Linked DNA regions of Homo sapiens: region 1 is linked to region 2. The links are chromatin loops, found by intact Hi-C in ENCODE. Cell type or tissue: IMR-90. All regions are shown on one strand.

Region 1 (2,500 bases), 370 kb after region 2:
TAGCACGCTTTGGGCACACTTCTTGCCCTCCCCACGTTCATGCCCTATGTACCTTTGCAATACTCTCCCCTGGGGCAGGGAATAATTATAATCCTCTGATCATCCAACACAATGTGAAGATAATAAAAATTAATTTCAAAAACAAAATTGCACATTTGGAAAAGATGCAGGATTTCATGAGTTCACAAGAAATGTCAGGGCCTGTCTGATCACATCACACCTTCCACCTGTGACTGACTCAGACCAGTCACCAAAGAGTTAAGAAAGGCTCTTGACAACATTGTTGAAAGCTTCTAATGCTTTTGCAAAAATAACAGGCTTTTTAATTTGCTGGGAAGGGGTGCTCTTGTACCACTAGCCTTGAGCTGTGCCCATGATAATCTATAAGAAAATAAGTTATAGATCACAACAGATCAACACATATTTTTTTAAATGATCAATTTTATCACAGCTCAGTGGTAAGTTTATAGAACAAAAAAAAAAGAGTGTCACTTGATAATGAGAAGAAACCTTAAAAGAACAAATGTTAAAGGGCAAACAACCCCCTCCTCCACCACACAGACACACACACACGTATACAGACAATCCTTAAATTCAAAGGCAGTCACTTGCCTCTTTCCTCTAGGAAAATCTAACTTAATCCCTTCAATGATCCCAGGTCTTCAAAAACAAAACCCTGGATTAACACCCTGAATTTAAAATCTGGGTGTCTTGAATGTCTTTGAAAGTACAATCTCAAAAAGCAAAGAAAAAATTTTCAGGTGGGAGAGGAAAAAAAAATACCTACAACAGAGAGAAGAAAACACATAATATCCCAATAAAATATCTTGGCACCTGTATGCTTGGCTGTACATGCACCTGTGTTGTACATGCACACATGTCCATGGGTTACCCTGGCCCCAACTTACACGGGGAAGGTAACTGTATGACCTATCCACACATCTGGCTGCTTCTACCCCAGCTAACTGACAAATACTCCCAAATATTTTGCTATTGGTTGATTTGACAGCCACTCTGGAATAGTTGGTTGGCAAGAGGTTTTAAAGCAACAGAAAACCCAAGGTTGGATGGATTTGCCATCCCCTCCACTTAGGTAAAATGGCTTCCAGTAAGGGGTTGTGCCAGTATTGGCTGCTAGCTAATTTAAGGTCCAATGGAAAATGAAAATAAACAAGTATTAATCCTGAGAACCTTTTTGTGGAGTTATGAAAACAGTCTGTTATAAAACGCATCCAGATGTCAGCCAAGAGTGAGTCAATTGGAATAATAGCTTCAAGTGAAACCAGCAAAGGGCAGCAGGTCAGGCTGTGGGGATTCTGAGGAATGCCCACTCACAGACCCAGGAGCGCACCGCTGCACACCAGCCTGGAGCCTCGCCCACGACACAGAATTCTGTTAAACGATCTATAAAAAGAATTTATGGATCCCATGGACCAACATCGATTTTTTTAAATTAATTTTGTCACAGCTTAAGGGCAGGTTTATAGAAGACCAAGACAAAAAAAAAAGCGTCATTTGATAATGAGAAGAAACTTTAAAAGAGCAACATTTTATTTGACAATTATTAAATTTTTATACCAGTGAAAACAGTTTAATTTTATAAAGACCTATAAAACAATCTCCTGTTGATACACTAGCCCTGTTCTTCAAAAACACATGCCTGAGGATATTTACTGGAACATTTAATATTAAGACCTCTGAAGTAATCTACAAGTCAATCTGTGGAATATTGGTTAAACAAATGATGGTACACTTCTACAGTAGAACCAAATGCAAGTGTTTCTTAATTAATTAATTTTTTATTTATAATTGAAAAAATGCAAATGTTGAAAAGGGTGATAGACCTCCTTGACAACTGCTGTGAAATCATGTCTAGCATAAATTAAGTAGGAAAAAGCAAGTAACAGAGCATTAAACATCATTATTCAGCCATCTTTGCATAAATCAGTCTATCAATCTATGTTTCTCTGATTGTCTATGCAGGAAAAGTTCTAGAAAGAAGCCAATGTTCATGATGGCCACCTCTGAGGAGTGTAGGAGCTGAGGGCAGAGGAGCTTTTCCTTTTTGTGTTGTAGTTTTCTATACTGCTTTAATTTTTCACGTTAGCATGTATTGTTTTTGTAAAGCTTTTTAATTAATTGGTTTAAAAGAGAAGGGGAGGGAAAGGCAAAAGAGCAAGCGGCCTGTTGGAGTGGAAAGCTAACTAATGGGGCATTGGCAATCTGGTTCTTAAAAGGAAATGGGACTCCTATGAAAATACAGAAAACCTCTGAAAATGCAGGAAGTCCAACAGTCACCACAAGGGAAACAGTTTTACCCACTGTGTTTTCTCAAATGAGTGAGCAATTGCCTAAAAATACTACACTGTGTGGTTGCATGTGTTCAGTCCCCACTCAGGATCCTGATAGCATCTCAATTACCTGATGCCAACTTCACTTTAACATTGACTTTTTATTTTAAAAACAAATTGCTGATCTTTGTCCGTGGAAAAGCTGTGAA
Region 2 (2,500 bases):
GAAGGACACTCATAAGGATTTGAGGCTATACAAATCTAATCAAATGAAAAGAGATGTGAGGCCTGGTGGAGTGGCTCATACCTATAATCCCAGCACTTTGAGAGGCCAAGGCAGGTGGATCGGGAGGTCAGGTGTTCGAGATCAGCCTGGCCAACAAGGTGAAACCCTGTCTCTACTAAAAATACAAAAATATTATCTGGGTGTGGTGGCACATGCCTGTAGTACCAGCTACTTGGGAGGCTGAGGCAGGAGAATCGCTTGAACCTGGGAGGCAGAGGTTGCCGTGAGCCAAGATCGCACCACTGCATTCCAGCCTGGGCAACAGAGCCAGACTCTGTCTCAAAAAAAAGAAAAGAGATGTGAAAGAACTCATCATTGTGTATATTTGGTGCATGGCTCAGAGCCCTCATGATGAACTAATTATATGTGACACTGTATGAACAAGAACATCACTCTCAATCTGCTTCTTGCTACAGCACATTTTCTCCTACCCAGCTAAAATGTGGCAATTCGTCATTGGGTTTGTTTTGCATTACTGCAGTGTAAGAGTGACACTTAAGCTCTCCAGGCAAATGAGGGCATTCCTTCTGTTGAATGTGTTCAAGAGTGGGATCCTCTTGTGAATTCACTTATGTTTTAGTTCTATGCAATTCTTAGTTCTTCAGTGGGGCAATGCTATTATTATCGAATTACCAAAATGCAGACCAATGCTGAATAAAACATGTTTTCTAACTTGTAGCTCAGAAGGATTTGGCAATATTGGTATTTTCCTCTTTCTCAACTTTCCCAGATTTTTGGCTAAGGCATCTGCATCCTCCATGTGCTCCTTGTTAGAACAATATTGCCTCTCGTTTTAGGAGGAGTTCTCAGTGCCACAGTCAGACCTGTGATGTGCTTTCTTCTGGCACCACTGGTGCACTGTCCCAGAGCTCTTCAAGAAATGCAAGAAGGGCCGGGCTGCTTGAGATGCGAACAAAACCCCCTTTATGGGATCAGGGGAGTTGCAGCATCTGGCATTTGACAAGACACTGTTTCACGTGACGAAGTCACATGGACTTTTGGAAAAGAACCCACTGCACTGTAGGTGTCCGATGCCTGCCACAGCGTATGAGTCAGCGGGGATGAATGCTCTGAGAGAGACTTCTGAAGCACAGATGTTGGTGTGAGTTTAGAAAGAAAAAGCCTGATTCTTCCACCTCATTGGAATCCCTGTTGTGGTCTCAGCCAGATAGCATCTACACCATTTAATAGGTTTATAACAGCAGTTCTACATCAGACACGGCAAACTGGTCCATGGTCACTGAGATTCGTGAGGTCTCACTAGCTCAGTGCCGCTGGATATCCGTGCACCAAACTGGGTCATAAAGCATCGGCACTGCCACCAGAAGCTATGCAGATAGCGCCAAGACCACTGGACACCAACTAGAACATAAGAACACCGTGAGAAAATAGGGTACACCACTCAGCCGGGGCTGCCATGACAAAGTACCAGACTGGGCGGCTTAAACAACAAAAACATATGTCTCCTGCAGTTCTGGAGGCTGGGAGTCTGAGACCAAGGCACTGGCAGGTTTTGTTTCTTCTGAAGCTACCCTCCTTGGCTTTTTCTTATATCTTTTCCCTGTATCTTCCCATGGTCTTCCCCCTATACCTTCCCTATATCTTTACATTGTCTTCCCTTTGTATCCTAATCTCTTCTTCTTATAAGGACACCAGTCATATTAGATTGAGGCCCACCCTAACCATCACATTTTAACTTAGTCACCTCTGTAAAGGCCCTATTTCCAAATACAGTGACATTCTGACGTTCTGAGCATTGAGATCTCAAAATATGAATTAAGGAGAAACACAATTCATGCCACGACTATGGGTAAAGAGGAATTTGACACCATTTGCTTTTCCTTGACCACTTTCCCAGTGATGAGGAAGGGCTAGGATTAGCTTCCTATCCCAGCATGAGGCACCATATTTGAATATAATACCAAATATGGCTCAAGGGATCAAGCCATTGAAAACAATAAGGCAACTCATACAAGAAAAATCAGGCTTTTTCTTTCTCAGGCAATTCACTTTCCCTTACTTAGCAATTGCTGTATTCTTTATTTCTATCTCCATATCTTAGAGTAATTACTAGAACTTCCAGAAAGATGGTAAATCATAATAGGCACCCTTCCTTGCATCTGATTTTAAAAGCAATGCTTCAATAATTTCACCATCACAGGTGCCCACAGATGAATTTTATTAGATATTTCTTGTCATCCTCATTGATCATTTAATACGGTTTTTATGAGAACATATGTTGAAGTTTAATGAATGCCCCTTTGATAGTTTTAGAAATTAATTTGTATTATTTGCCCTTTGGCTAGTTTATTATAGATAGTCTACCAATGGACTTATTTTTAATATATCAGCAATTCATTCCTGAGGAAAACTTAGACACAGACTGTTATTCCTCAAATATGTGAACGAATGCCATTGGTTAGTCGTCAGCTTAGAATTT

The links. A loop is a pair of places that touch in the nucleus more often than their neighbours do. Peaks named below come from ENCODE experiments on the same cell type or tissue, not always from the same donor. Only the 100,000 strongest peaks of a DNase experiment are listed, where the experiment ranks them.
Region 1: it touches region 2 in a loop (2.5-fold over the local background); 2 of 110 quality-filtered maps call a loop at or near these places.

Annotation. Positions count from the first base shown.
Region 1 is chr10:43,808,164-43,810,663 of GRCh38, reverse strand. All of the region lies in intron 2 of LOC105378275 (a long non-coding RNA gene), which reads right to left. Among named protein-coding and RNA genes, the nearest start is that of LINC02658, 31 kb to the right of the region's middle. In IMR-90, no CTCF peak of the experiment used is centred here; a DNase peak (open chromatin) is centred at 1,243.
Region 2 is chr10:44,179,030-44,181,529 of GRCh38, reverse strand. No RefSeq gene overlaps it. Among named protein-coding and RNA genes, the nearest start is that of LINC02881, 110 kb to the left of the region's middle. In IMR-90, no CTCF peak of the experiment used is centred here; a DNase peak (open chromatin) is centred at 1,109.